Linked DNA regions of Homo sapiens: region 2 is linked to region 1. Evidence: chromatin loops called from intact Hi-C (ENCODE). Cell type or tissue: Calu3. All regions are shown on one strand.

What was found. Hi-C counts contacts between places; a loop is a spot of excess contacts. Peaks named below come from ENCODE experiments on the same cell type or tissue, not always from the same donor. Only the 100,000 strongest peaks of a DNase experiment are listed, where the experiment ranks them.
Region 2: it touches region 1 in a loop (10-fold over the local background); 8 of 110 quality-filtered maps call a loop at or near these places.

What each region holds. Positions count from the first base shown.
Region 1 is chr3:63,659,614-63,667,613 of GRCh38, forward strand. It overlaps SNTN (sentan, cilia apical structure protein), which reads left to right. Exons shown (of 4, transcript NM_001080537.2): 3 at 112-251; 4 at 4,324-5,599. The coding sequence ends at 4,482. Among named protein-coding and RNA genes, the nearest start is that of SNTN, 11 kb to the left of the region's middle. In Calu3, no CTCF peak of the experiment used is centred here; DNase peaks (open chromatin) are centred at 1,828 and 3,078.
Region 2 is chr3:63,346,545-63,354,544 of GRCh38, forward strand. All of the region lies in intron 2 of SYNPR (synaptoporin), which reads left to right. Among named protein-coding and RNA genes, the nearest start is that of SYNPR, 72 kb to the left of the region's middle. In Calu3, CTCF peaks have their summits at 3,219 (motif pointing right) and 4,798 (motif pointing right); a DNase peak (open chromatin) is centred at 3,257.

The DNA of each region.
Region 1 (8,000 bases):
GGGCCAAGATTTAGAAGGTTCCCTACAGTTCCCTTGGAAGACACAACAGCAGGTCTGGGGAAGGGTTATTTCTAACTCAGGATACTTTATTCCACATTTCTTCTCTCCTAGCTCTGAGGAAGTGCTCAGATCTGGAAAAAGCTATTGCCACCACTGCTCTGATTTTCAGAAATTCTTCTGACTCTGATGGTAAACTTGAAAAAGCTATTGCCAAAGATCTGCTGCAAACCCAATTTAGGAATTTCGCAGAGGTGAGAGAATTAACTTGCATAAAGAAACAGAAACTACACCCTCATGGCTGACCCAATGAGCAAATAACTCCAGCTCCAGGTCCCTGTCATGTTGTCTCACGTAACAAATGTTTATTGAACACCTACCTTATGCCAGGCAGTGAGCTGCACTGGAGTTGATGCAGTGAAGACAGCAATCCCCAGCAGAAGAAAGAAATACACTAAAAAAGTAATTAAAAATAGTCAAAGGATGTGAAAGAGTAGAGCATTCAGTGAGAGTAAAACAGAGGAACTATCTTGGGGCAGGTAATCAAAGATGGGCTCCTGGAAAACTAAGGTATAGCTGAGATCTGAAGAATAAGCAGGAGGTAGCTAGGCAAGGGGGAGTGAGAATGATGGCGTTCCAAGCAGAGATCTGGAGGGCCAGTTGGTGAGAAGGGATGGGACGGTAGCTGGGAAGTGGTTAGAGATGAGGCTGGGGAGGCGAGGAGAAGCCAAATCTTACAGAAGCATAGCCTGATAGCAAGAGGAAGCCAGGAACTATGTCTACGTCCAGGCCTAAGAAATTACACCAGCTGCAGTACAGAGAACAGACTAGGGTTGGGGGTGGAATAGGAAAAAAGGGAATAACTAGCTGTGGGGAGGCAATTCAAGAGAAAGATGGTGATGGCTTAGACTACGGCGGTGAAGATGGAGATAAACAAACAAATAGAAGAGACGTTTAGAAGGTGGAATGAACAAGATCTGACAATTGATTGACTGTGAGAGTTGAAGGATAGGAAAGAAAATGATGACAACCCAATTTCTGACTTACAAAAGGAATGGTGGTGTTCCCACTCCTAGAGAAGAAAAAGGCTAAAGAATAAGCAGGTTTGAGGTGGGATGGAGGTAGGGAGGAGATGGCGAGTTTCATTAGGTTGTGTCAGTGTTTAGATGTCCATGAAATATTTAAGAGGAAGACTTAGCAACAGGACAGATGAGTTCAAAGGTGAGAATAGAGATCTGTGTTCAAAATATGGAAATGAGAGTCAGCAGTATATAATCAGTCACTGGCCTAAAGGTTACTACCTTACTCACCTAAGGGTATATTTCTCGAATTTCAGTCATTGAATACCATATTTAGTATTTTTCCCACAACTGCCTATAGCCTGTGTTGCTTAGAACTTTTCCTTTATGTTTTCTCTCTACTTAAGTAAATTTTTATAAGGACACCGTATCATTATTCTTATTGTAAATTCAGTGGATTAGAGTAAAAAATAATAGTGAAAAAATAGACGACTATCAATTCTTATTTAGTGTTTAATATTTATTCTTGCATCACCTAAAATGGCATTACATTCTATCGGCAGTATATATTCATACTTTGGAAAATACCAGCCTAGGGAAAATGTGTAAGAGGAAAAGAGGGCCTCATATCAGCTTAAACTATCAATATTTATTGATGGGTAGAGCAAGAAAGCACATAGAGGCAGTCTCCAAGTCCCTGTATCTGTTCTGAAATATTGAAAAGATATTATTCTCTCTATATATGCACACATACACATACATAAACACCTATATATGGTTTCAGTGCACTACAGTTATATAAGATGTCACCCACTGGGGGGAGCTAAGTCAAGGGTACAACTTTCTGTGAGTGGGTGATTATTTCAAAAGAGAAAGGGAGAATATAGTGTAATACACAGATAAATGAACGGAAGTAAATGTTAATAAGGGTTAGCTATTTTGAGTAATGGGGTAAAGGGTTACAGTCACAGTCCTTTTTTTAAATTTACTTTTTCTAAATGTTCTATATTAAACATGTATTTTTCTGATTTTTTTTTTTTGGAAAGCTACTTTTTCAGGCAGAAATATCAGGCAGAATTTATCAAGAGATAACAAGTTTTGGGGAGTCTAAGGAAAGGATGGGTAAATAAATCCTATACCATTTGCCCACATCCAAGGCCAAAAGAAATGGGGCCCATATGCCAGACAGAAAGGGGGCTCATTACCTGGTAACCTGGCAAATGCTCAGCAAGCTTTTAACACATATGAAAATGAAGAACTAATGGATGCACCATCTTGATGTAACTCATCATCCCTCTCAGAACACCAGGGGAAAAGAATTAAAAACCGGTCCTTAGGAAAGACACCTTCAGCCTCATGTCTCTCAGTGTAGGCTAAACCCTAGAAGTACAGCCAATTTCTGGATCTCTCTAGCAGCAGGCACACCCAGGCCTCAGTGTAATCTTGCCCTCTGCTCAAGATGAAAGCAGAGCCATATTTCAGGGACTTGAGGGGACAGTTCATTCCAAGGCATTCTCTGCAATGTCTGTCAGAATGCTGCCTTGGCCCAACCGCCCTGCCCCATGAGACCCCCTAGGGCAGGTGCATTCACGTGAGTCAATGGCAAAGCTCAGGAGCCCACTTCATTCCTAACTGGGCTTTCTCCTCAATCCCCATGTTGCGTCCCCTGATAAACTGAGCTGGTTCTTTTGGCGAAGGCCTGAGTTCTAAGGGGAACATTGCCTTTCCCATAAGGCTAAACATGGTTTTGGGGATCTTAGCACCTTATAGCCAGTCAGATAGAATTTTAAAAAGCACCTAAAGGCACTACTGGGAAGATACAAAAAGGTGACAGGTCATGCCCCAGGAGGACTGGACCTCAGAAAATGGTGTGCTCTTAAAATATGCAGGAAATAAAAGAAGACCAATACCTATCTCATACCTCTGAGCAAACAGTGTGCCATTCTGCTAGTAAAGTGGTCCTGTCTACCTGTGTCTTGGAATCTGACCCTTTCTAAATAACACTCAGCTCTCCTGGAGGGAGAGAGTAGAGAGCTCCCCTTGGCCCTCATGGATAGGGTGATGGTGACCTCTTGAGGAGAAACAGCCTATAAGAGGAATGTAGCATCATTCCCAAAGTGCCTTAGTCATTGCTGTGATGGCTTTGTACACCTAGCACATGGGTGAGCATTTGGGAACAAACTAAATGCAAATATGGTTCAATATAATGGTGAATCAAATGACTTTAACATTTTTATTGTCACTGGGGAAGATATTTCACAAGCTGTGATTTGAAATTAAAAAGTCTCTCCATTTATATACTATTAAGATGCTTTCCTTCAATCTGACTATTTATGAACACTGTGAACATAGTTTGATTTATAATCAAACTAAAGCTAAATAATCTTTCAAAGCATGTATTTTCTTTTAGCATATTATATTCTATATTTCTGGATAATCTTAAGTCTTAGATAACGAACCCATAGAAGATACCTTCCCTAACACAAAGATTGTATTTTGAAAATTTAAAAACATAATATGTGTGTTCAAAAAAAGGCAGAATAGCTTAGCAGTTAAGAGTATGGGCTGTCAAGAGGTAGATGGGCTACAAACCCTGGCTCCACACCAAAATCTTCCAGCTTGGCGCAAGTCTCTTAATTATCACCTGTCTCTGATACTGCATCTGTAGGATGAGGATAATAGTGGTATATATTCAATAAGGTCACTATGATGATTAGAGGAGATAACACATAAAAAGATTTCACATGGTGTTTTACTGGTAGCATTGTTGGCAACTTGATGTGTTATTATTGTTAATAACATGTTTATTATTTACTATGATTTGGATGTTTGTCCCCTCCAAACTCCATGTTGAAATTTGATCTCCAATGTTGGAGGTGGGGCCTTATGGGAGGTGTTTGAAGTCATGGGGACAGAGCTTTCTTGAATAAATGAATGCCCTGCCTTGGGGGTGGTGAGTGAGTTCTCACTCTGTTAGTTACCACAAGAGCTGGTTGTTTAAAAGAGCCTGGAACCCTCCCTCCTCCTCTTGCCCCCTCTCTTGCTGTGTGATCTGTTCATACACCAGCTCCCCTTCACCTTCTACCATGAGTGGAAGCAGCCTGAGGTCCTCACCACATGCAGATGCCTGATCTTGAACTTTCCAGCCATCAGAATTGTAAGCCAAATTTTTCTTTTTTCTTTATAAATCACTCAGTCTCAGGTATTCTATTACAGCAACACTAAACAGACTAAGACATTATTGTTTATGATCTGTAAACCTAAAGTCTATACAACGAATTCGGTTTTTATTTCTCCATTCTCACAGGGACAAGAAACCAAGCCAAAATACAGAGAGATCCTTTCTGAACTTGATGAGCACACAGAAAATAAGCTAGATTTTGAAGACTTCATGATCTTGCTCTTAAGCATCACTGTCATGTCAGATCTGCTACAAAATATACGGAATGTAAAAATTATGAAATGAACAGTTTTAAATATGCTGTATAAAATAATGGCAAAAGACAGTGTTATTAAAATGTTTCCATCTTATTTTTGATTAATTGAATATATCTATCATGCATCTGAAATTGCCTAGGATGGTTCTGATTGCTGGTATTCAGATCCAATGTAACTCCAAATATTTACCCATACACTTCAAGAATGTTTGAATGATAAGGTCTCTGTGTGCTTTACAATAGGATAGATTTGATACCACTGAATAATAAATGGCTTTTGCTGAGTCAGTAGCGACCTAGAGCACTCTACTTATAGTCATTGAGTCACTCATTTATTCACTAAACATTTGTTGAGCATCTACTTGATGGAACTGCTGAGGATACAGTAATGAATTGGCCAGGCAATTCCTTCCTTCAGACATGTTTGCAGAAGTCTAGCAGAAGAGATAGACATTGAACAATTTTTAAATAATTGCATACACAGTATAATTAGAATTGAAATAAGGGCTATAGGATGCTAAAAGAGATTATCACCTGATCGGAGTTCAAAGGTCAGAAAAGCTTTACTGACATTCTATAAAAAGCAAAAAAAAAAAAATTGGTCCATGGATGCCAGGGATATGGGTGGGAAATGGGGCTGTCCACAAATGGCACAAGGGGAGTTTTTTATTTTATTTTATTTTATTTTATTTTATTTTATTTTGAGACAGAGTTTTGCTCTTGTTGCCCAGGCTGGAGTGCAATGGCACGATCTCAGCTTACTGCAACCTCGATCTCCCAGGTTCAAGTGATTCTCCTGCCTCAGCCTCCTGAGTAGCTGGGATTACAGGCGTGTGCCACGATGCCAGGCTAATTTTTTTTGTATTTTTAGTGGAGACGGGGTTTCGCCATGTCGGCCAGGCTGGTCTCGAACTCCTGACCTCAGGTGATCCGCCCACAGCCTCCCAAAGTGCTGGGATTACAGGCTTGAGCCACCAAGTCTGGCCAAGGGGACTTTTAAGGGGGCTGGAAATGGTCTCCATTTTGATTGTGAGGTGGTGGCTACAAGATTGCATGCATTTGTCAAACTCATAGAACTGCACACTGAAAAGAGTGAATTGTACTGTATGTCAATTATACCTAAATAAATCTGACTTAACAAAAAAATAAAACCCAGTATTCTTGTAATCTCTGAACACAATTTAACCAACAATTCCTTGGGATTATGATGTAAAAGTAGTCATATCCCAGAGACCCACACCGACTCCCATGACCACCTCCTGTATTCCTGAATATAAATTACATACACACATATAGTCAACGCCTGAACCTTTAAGGTAGACTCTCACAAAGATTTTTATTCATGTAGGACCTCACTTGAGGACAGCAGGCCCCAGTAGGGTAGCTCAGCATATGGCAATGGGCACTCAAGGTCCCCAGAGCGGGCACTGGGCAACAGCCAGAGGCACAAGCCTTCATCAACCCTGGCTTTCAGAGATGCCATCTTACTCTATCTTTACATGGGAGTAATAATGTTCCCCCTTTCCAACTGCAGGAACTGAGGATTACAGTAGCTAAATGATGGTCCAGGATCATTGAGGCAATCAATTTCAGAGTCAGAATCCTGGCAGAAGCAAAGAGGTGCCAAAAGGGGAGGAGAAACAGGAGACATAGTTTTCCGGCTTTGATTCCCATTTTGTTCCAGTCACTTGCTAAGTTCCACAATCAGGCAGGCAGTCACCTAACATGTATTGCACTTCTACCGCAGGCTGTTGCCAAGAGAGAGGCAAAGAGGAACGAGTCACAGTCTTTACCTTCCAGGAGTTTATGGCTGGCAAAACATGTATGTAAATGTGGTCTATTGGAGCTATTCTATAATCCTGTCAAATGCATGGTAGGACTTTACTTCTCTGTTTCCTTACAGTTGAGTGTGCCCATCCTTTGACCAGTGACATCTGAGCTGAAGTGAAATATGCCACTTCCAGGTGGAGGCTTTGAGAGCCTGGGTCAATTCACTGCCCTGCTTCCCTGGGCTGTGATAACTGGCAACATGCCCCATGGAGGCTGCTCCTTTAGCCTGGGTCCTGAGGGAGGCCAGTTTAGAGCAGAAGCCCAGACAAACTGATACAGACATCTTGCTGAAGAAAGAAATAAATATTTTACCAGAAAAAAAGACGGTTATTCACTGTAAAATTATTATAACTTCCCAAGTTATCCCTCACCTCTCATTTTCTTCCCAGCCCAACATTGTATGCCTCATAACCTATGTTAAGAAAATCTGCCAGGCACAGTGGCTCACGCCTGTAATCCCAGCACTTTGGGAGGCCAAGGCGAGCAGATCACCTGAGGTCAGGAGTTTGAGACCAGTGTGACCAACATGGAGAAACCCCATCTCTACTAAAAATACAAAATTAGCCAGGTGTGGTGGCACATGCCTGTAATCCTAGCTACTCAGGAGGCTGAGGAAGGAGAATCACTTGAACCCAGGAGGCAGAGGTTGCAGTAAGCCAAGATCGCACCATTGCACTCCAGCCGGGGCAACAAGAGTGAAACTCCATCTCAAACAAACAAACAAACAAACAAAAAAATCCTTTCCAGAGAGAAACCTTCAGCCTTGCTCTGGTGAAGTGTTGCTTCATCCTGTCGTTTTCCAGATCCACCAGAACCCAACTCCCTGGCCCTCCCCACTTCCAAAGCTCAGACATCCTAAATCGAAGAGATTACAGATAATGTAAAGGAAAGGCCCAGAGTTTATCCTCTCACCATTTTAACAGGAGGCAGGAGTGTTTAACAAAAACATTCAAACTCACTTATCTGACAAAAGAAGAAAAAGGAATTAAAGAAAATTTGTTATATGTCCCATTTTCAAAGGCTTCTTGCTTTGAGCTGTTTCAAGTTGAGTGATAGAAAAGTTTTTTTTTGTTGTGTTTTGTTTTGTTTTTTGACAAACACAGGGCTCATACTATGAGCCAGGCACTGTTCTAGGGAGTTCCAAATAGTAACTCATTTAATACGATAACAACCGTGTGAGATAGATATTATTATTATTACCATCTCATAGATGAGGAAACTGAAGCACAAAGGTTGTGATTTTCATGAATCACACAACTAAGCAGATTCGAGAGTTTTCTGCCTTCCCCAAGGGCATTGTTAATTTTGCTTTAATATTAGACTTCTTTGTGAGCAATAATATTATAACTCACCAAAAATAGCTGTGCACATTTCAGGCACTGTGCAAGAGATAGCAGTACCAGCTGGGACCTAGAGAACCATTTGGCATTCCTCAAATAGAATTCTGTGGGCTGTTCTCCCTCAAAGCCCTTTGTGTCTCAGTTGCAAGTAGCTGAATATGGCAACCTTGGTGGCCAATGGAAAGGTCATATTCACACCTTTCAGAGAAGGAAACTAGAGAGCCTGACCAATGGTGTGATGAAGAATCTTGGAGTCCTTCCAACTCTATGGGCTCCCAGTAAGAATTTTTGAAAATCCATCCCAGATGGAAAGTCACACTCCTCTGGGAGAGATATCAATTATAGAATCTATTTTAGCCTGATGCAAAGAATGCAAA
Region 2 (8,000 bases), 310 kb before region 1:
CACTGAAACCTCCGCCTCCTGGGTTCAAGCGATTCTTCTGCCGCAGCCTCCTGAGTAGCTGGGATTACAGGTGTCCACCACCATGCCCAGCTAATTTTTTGTATTTTTAGTAGAGATGGGGTTTCACCATGTTAGCCAAGACAGTCTTGATCTCCTGACCTCGTGATCCACCCACCTCGGCCTCCCAAAGTGCTGGGATTACAGGCATGAGCCACCACACCCAGCTAATTTATTTGCCTCTCTTTTTACCAACTCTGTCGGCTTGCCTTAATAAACATTTAAGTAGGATTAATTGAGGTTATTTCAGAAATATTGTGTCTTCCCCAAATGGCACTGGGCGATGGAGTAATCTATAAGTTGACAGATATTCTATGGATATGAGTATAAGATTATTTCCTTTTATTTAAGGAATAATTTTATGGAAGGAAACAGTCTTTCGTGCAGCCATATACTGTGCTAAATCTATCTAGACTTCAGTTTCCTCATCTGCAGAATAAAAATAATACTAGGGCTTACCTCACAAAATTGAGAAAAATTAACTGAGATAATGTAACTAATGCAATGTTTGGGACAGAGTAAGTACTTCACCTAGTTTATATCAATTATTTTAAAAGTTTCTAAATGACCCTAAGTAATCCATTTTCTTAAACAACTATTTTCTTAACTGATGATTACTCTTTTCTTATTCAGACTTGCAGGTAATAGATTAGTGGTGTGATTTGGCAATAACGAATGCAAAGATTGTGCTTGAAAAACATTTTCGTATGGTTGCTATTGATAAATTCTAGAATTTTCTATGTGATTTTTAGTAGGAGGTAGGCTACTTTTGAACCATTAGAGATGGTTTATAAAAACCTGTTTATTCTTTGTCTGAATTCAACACTCATCCTTTTCTTTTTCATATACTATTGCTAAATATATGCCAATCTTTGTTCTTTTAAAAACATTTGTATAAATTTAAGGTATACAAGTACAGTTTTGTTACATGGATATATTATGTCGTGCTGAAGTCTGGGCTTTCAGGGTAACCATTACCTGGATAGTGTACATTGTACCTATTAAATAATTTCTCATCCCTCACCCTCCACCCTTCCAGCCTTCCAAGTCTCCAAAGTCTGTTATTCCACATTCTATGTCCCGGTGTACACATCATATAGTTTCCAATTACAAGTAAAAACGTGGTATTTGACTGTTTCTGAGTTGTTTCACTTAAGATAATGGCCTCCAGTTCCACTCATGTTGCTGCAAAAGACATGATTTTATTCTTTTTATGGCTGAATAGTATTCCATTGTGTGTGTGTCTGCGTGTGTATGGCTGAATAGTATTCCATTGTGTGTGTGTGTGTGTGTGTGTGTGTGTGTGTGTGTGTGTGTATGTATATATCACATTTTCTTAATCCAAGCATCTGTTGCTGGACACTTAAGTTGAATCCCTATCTTTGCTATTGTGAATAGTGCTGGTACATGATACAGGTATCTGAGTACAGGTATCTTTTTGATGTAATGATTTCAATTGCTGGATTGAATGGTGGTTCTATTTTTAGTTCTTTGAGAAATATCCATTCTGTTTTCCATAGAGGTTGTACTAATTTACATTCCCACCAACATTGTATGTGGTCCCTTTTTTCCATGTCCTAACCAACATGTTATTTTATTGACTTTTTAATAGCCATTCTGACTGGTGTAAGAATGATATCGCACCATGGTTTTAATTTTCATTTCTCTGATGATTAGTTGATGTTGAGCATTTTTTCATATGCTTGTTGACCATTTACATGTCTTCTTTTGAGAAATGTCTAGTCATATGCTTTGCCCACTTTTTAATGGGGTTATTTGTTGTTGTTTTTTTTGAGTTGTTTGGGTTCCTTGTAAATTCTGGATATCAGTTACCTGTTGGTTGCATAGTTTGCAAATATTTTCTCCCATTTTCCAAGTTGTGTGTTCACTCTGTTGCTTATTTCTTTTGCTGTGAAGCAGCTTTTTAGTTTAATTAAGTCCCCTTTATTTTTTGTTTTTGTTACTTGTGCTTTTGACATCTTAGTTTATTAATTCTTTGCCTAGACCAATGGCCAGAAGAGCTTTCTCTAGGTTTTCTTCCTCTACTTTTATAGTTTCAGGTTTTACATTTAAGTATTTGATCCATCTTCAATTCGTTTTTTATAGGGTGAGAGATAGATATCCAATTTTATTCTTCTGCATGTGGTAATCCAATTTTTCTCAGCACCATTTATTGAAAAGGACATTCTTTCTCCAGTATGTCTTTTTTGTGACTTTGTCAAAAATCAGATGACTGTAGATATGTAGTTTCTTTTCTGGGTTCTCTATTCTGTTCCATTGATCTATATGTCTATGCTGTTTTGGTTACTGTAACATTGTAGTATAATTTGAGGTCAGCTAATGTGATGCCTCTAGCTTTGTTAATTTTGCTTAGGATTGCTTTGACTTTTGGTCTCTTTTTAGTTCCATATGAATAGATCTGTGAAAAATGACATTGAGTAGTTTGATAAGGACTGCATTAAATCTATAGATTGCTTTGGGCAGTATGATAATTTTAACAACATTAATTTTTTTTTTTTGAGATGGAGTCTCTCTCTATCACCCAGACTGGAGTGCAGTGGCAAGATCTTGGCTCACTGCAACCTCCACCTCCCGAGTTCAAGCAATTATCCTGCCTCAGCCTCCTGAGTAGCTGAGATTACAGGCACGCGCCACCACGCCCGGCTAATTTTTGTATTTTTAGTAGAGACGGGTTTCACCATGTTGGTCAGGCTGGTCTCTAACTCCTGACCTTGTGATCCGCCCACCTCGGCCTCCCAAAGTCCTGGAATTACAGGCGCGAGCCACCGCGCCTGGCCAACAACATTAATTCTTTCAATCCATAATCAAGAGATGTTTTGCCATTTGTTTGTGACATCTACAATTTCTTTCATCATTTTAAAATTATTTCTTTTATAATTTTCTTTGTAGGGATCTTTCACCTCCTTGATTAAATATATTCCGAGATATTTTATTGTTTTTGTAGCTATTGTAAATGGGACTGCCTTCTCGATTTTGTTCTAAGCTTTATTGTTATTGGTGCATCGAAATGCCACTGATTTTGTGTATGTTGATTTTGCATCCTGACACTTTACTGAATTTATAAAATTTGTTTTTTGGAGGAGTCTTTAGGGTTTTCTGTTATCTGGAGAATCCAAGTTCCTTCTACTCATTTTGAGCATCAACTCCCTTTGCCCAGTAGGTGGCGAAAGCGTAGAAGGTACAGCTGTACCTAGTCTGAGTACCAGACTGCCGTTTTGAACTTAATTTTGATTCTTGTCTTTTGGTTTCATTTGCTTTCTTTTATTTTTGTCTTTTTAACAAAGGCAAATGCAAAAAATAAGGTAATCCACTGAGTTGTCCATGTACATTTAAGGTAATCAAAATTTAAATATAACTTTTCTTAATATCCTGGCATTGTATTTCTAAAATGCAGGTCTTTTGCAGTCTCTTTAAACTAAAGCTAACTGATAAGAAGAGCTAACATATCATGATCTTACATTATACTGTCTCATCTACGACATTTTAGGAAAGGAATCTTAGTAATAGGAACACATTTTCACACTTATAATTATACACAGTATTTTCAAATATTAAGGGGAAGGGAAAACAGGTAGAGGTTAATATTATTCTACACACACACACACACACACACACACACATACAAACACAATTATTAACTCTATAGGGGAGACTATTCCCTATATATACAGCCTTTATAGAAAAGATGACTCATAGAGACCCAGGCAGCTGCCAGACACCAACATCTCACTCTCATTGGACCTGCTACAAGCCCTGTGCTGGGGATTGAGATCAAGTGATGAACAGCTCTGTCTTCTTCATATTTTTTTTGCAAGTGGGACTTCAGACTATATCGTGATAGGAGGAGAAAGAAAAGCCATATTGCTAAAGCTGTGTGTGTATGCCTGTGTATGTGTGTGTAGTGTGTGTGTGCGTGCATATGCACACATGCACTTTGCAGTGAAGAGAAGAGACACTGCACTATTATGCAAAACAGCCAAAGGGACTAGGCAAAAGTGTAAGTCAAATGCCTGCAGGGAACAGGCAAATAAAATGAGTGCATAAAGCAGGCTGGCTGTTAGAAAATCAGCAGTGTGCTAAATGGAAATGACACTTGCACTTGCTATGGACACCACAATCAGAAATATACATGTATGTGCAGGGGAGACAGACAAACATGCTGTAGCAAACTGGAGAACCCTTGTCCCTCCCAATTAATAGTTGGGCCAAATCATGTCTATAGCTTGAATTGGCCCCCGAGCCCATCAGTTAGTGACTTCTCGACCTCTGTTCAAGGTGCAGCTCCTTTATGGTTACTTATTCTAAATCCTTTCCTTGTTTTACCAATGAGGAATCTGACCCTCAGTTGGGTTCCATTTAGGTCATATCCTCACTCTCTTGACTGTGTGCCCCTTATCAGACATTATGCTTTCTTGCATTTTTTTTCTCTAGTTAGTCCTATTTACGTAGTAGACTGTCCTAAAGTGAACAGTTGTCCCTGATCTTCGTTGGTTTTACAGGAGGAAATGCACTGAACATCTCAGAAGCCAGAATTCTGAGTGATCCGCCCAATTGATCTTGGCCGATTTAACCCTCAGAACAGATAAGCACCATAAGTACTGCTCATTTATTTGTTGTTGTGTTGCTCTTTTCCTCTGCTTACTTCATCCAGTTTCAGGGGTAACAGGACATTTGACATTCCCTGCTTAATGTGTTTGACAGTTTGAGTTCAAGTTGCAATACTGCATACTTCCAGTAGAGGGTACGTGTGCTTTTCAAATCAAGTGTGAGTGCACCCTAGTAGGGAATCATTCTAGCTCGCTTTCCCGTTTCCAAGAAGCAAAGATTCTTGGTTCTTTGTTGCTTTAAGAAAATTTAGGCCAGGTTTTCCTTAGACAAGGAAATTGAAATTAAAACAGTAGCTCTTTTTAGTTTTTCAGGCAATAGAGATCAAATTTGGGAGCAGTGGGTGATAACACTGAGGAATGTTATCTGAGATGACAAATTCCTGAAGGTAAATGTGACATTTGGTTTTATTACTCTCAGACTGCTTTTATAGTAATAGCATATGTAGGATAACGTTCAAAGATTATCTAAGATTTATAGATTTCATTTACTGAATAATATTTGCTAAGAACCTGCCTGCTATGTCACAAGTAAAGTTCCAGGCAACGGGGATGGAGTGGTGACAAGATAAAGCCCATTCTTCCTGTCCTGGAACTTAAGAAGTTCTAAGTGGGGGAGAGATAAAAGAAGTAGTGAAAGAATGAATGATAATTGACTCAGATACTGAGAACTGCTAAAGAATGAATGATAATCGACTCATACAGTGAGAACTGCTAAGATGCTAGGATCGGCAGCATGGGTGCTGTGGGGCAATGTGGGATGGAAAATATGAAACCTGCTCTCTGGGGAGCCGACCTGAAGGAAAGGAAGAAGCCAGCCCTGTGAAGACCTTGGAGGGAGTGCCAGGCTGAGAGGACAGTAAGTCCAAAGGTCCTGGGGTGGAAACAGAGAGAATGCCAGTAAAGCTGGGGTGTGGTGTGCACTGAGGGGAGAGGGATAGGAAATGCGGCCAAAGAGGTGAGCAGGAGTTGATCATCAAGACTTGAAGGCTTGCAAGGAGCTGTTCTTTTTTTTTCCTGTACAATTTTAGAATTTTAATGTGGGAAGGATTCTTGAAAATCCTCTCACCCAGTTCTCGAAGTGAATAAAAGAATCTCCTGAGGAGCTTTTCAAACCGGCAGATTCGGCTGGAAAATCTGATTTAGAGGCCTATAGTGAGGACTGTGGATCAGTATCATAAAGCTCGATGGTTCAGATGCAAGTAGTCCACAGATCACCTCTTGGGAAAACACTTATTTATCTGTTAAGGTTCTATGTCTACAAGCAACAGAATTCAGTTCCAGCTAACTGATGTAAACAGAGAATTTGTTAAAAGGCAACTGGGAAGCAAATAGAAAAAAGGGGACATTGATGAACAAGACCCAAATATACTTCAGGCACCTAGGTTTGCAGAAACAATGGAGAATCCTTTATGTATTAGTCCATTTCATGCTGCTAATAAATAAATACCCGAGACTGGGTAATCTATAAAGGAAAGAGGTTTAATTGACTCACAGTTCCACATGGCTGAAGAGGCTTCACAATCACGGGGGAAGACAAAGGAAGAACAAAGGGATGTCTTGCATGGTGGCAGACAAGAAAGCATGTGTAGGGGAGCTCCCCTTTGTTAAACCATCATATCTCCTAAGACTTATTCACTATCATGAGAACAGCACCGGAAAGACCTGCCCCCATGATTCAATTACCTCCCACCGGGTCCCTCCCATGACATGTGGGAATTATGGGAGCCATAATTCAACATGAGATTTGAGTGGGGACAGAGCTAAACCATATCACTTTGTCTTTTTAACTTTATTTTAATTGACAAATAATAATTGTATATATTATGTAAAGATGGTGGAGAATCTTTACAAGACACTGCAATCTGGAGAGCAACTCCATTCCAGGTTCTTTGTCTCTCAGTACAGACTACTTGCTCATTCATTAACACAGAGTTGCTTGGCATCTGCCAAGTGCCAGGCAGTGTGCAAGGCACTGGTGATACACTGATAAACAGGAGAGGATAATTTTGTAAGAAAAACACAAATAGAGTGTTACAGGAATTCAGAGGAGTAAGGGGTTGCTATCAGCCCACAGTAATTACAATGTCTTTCCTAGGAATGGGATGGATCTCCCTTATTTATCTTCTTCCACAGGGAGGGGGATCTAGTGAAGCTGCCTAGAATGAGTGATGCCACAGGCCACCTGCTAAATTGGAAACTCTGACTTTGGCTTGACACCTACTATGTTTTAAGCATCACATTCTGGGCTTTTGGGGCATTCATGATGAATTAAAAAGGCTTTGTCCACACAGCCCTAAAGTGGAGATTCGGGAATTAGCCAGTAGTTGAATCGTGATGTGGACAGATCAGTCGGATGATTCAGGTCCTAGGCAGTCACAGTCCTGCCTGACTCACTGATGATTCCGATCCTCCTCTTGCAAGTGCCACTTTAAGCAAACTGTCCCCTCCACTTATAAAACTTAAGTTTTACATCGTTTTCAGCTGTTAACACCTCCAGCTAGGCAAATGAAGCAGGCTTCTTAATGTTAGGAGTGATGATATGATAAGATTCCATGCACAGACATTTTCTTTGTGAGATGATATCCAATTTTTGTGTGAATTTTAATGCACAAAAATATAGTGCTGTCAGATACTTGTTTTTCATTTATTTGCACTTCAAGCTTTGTGTTGCTTTTGGATCAACTAATGCTTTAAATGTGAAGGACTTGGTTTCCTTAGGAGGCTGTATGTATGAAAGGGAGAAACACAGATTCTGAAATCTGGCTGTCTGGGTTCATATCCCAGCTCTGACACTTATTAAGCTGCCAGAGAACTTAAACAAGTTGCTGAAGAACCTCTCTATGCTTGAGTTTCCTCACAAATAACATGAGCATTAATAATAATAACTGTCTTATAGAGTACATTCATTAGTGATTACCACAAAATGCTGCATAACAAGCCACCTTAAAATTCAGAACATCAAAACAATGATCATTTGCTATTGCTTGCATAAATAAGGGGCAACTGGGATTTCAGTGGACCACTCTGAGCTTTGCTGGGCTGGCTCTGTAAAGCAAACCCTAACTGCAGGGTAAGGGTTTGCTTTCCTGAATCATCCAGTGGATCCGTCCACATCATGATCCAACTGCTGGCTAATTTCCAAACCTCCACTTTAGGGCTGTGTGGGCAAAGCCTTTATAATTCATCATGAATGTCAAACCTAACTGCAGGTTAGAGTTTGCTTTGCAAGTCCCTTGTCCTCTTTGAACCAACAGACTAGTAAAGATGCTCTTCTCATGGTGATGGCAAAGACATAACAAGGGCAAGTGGAAGCAC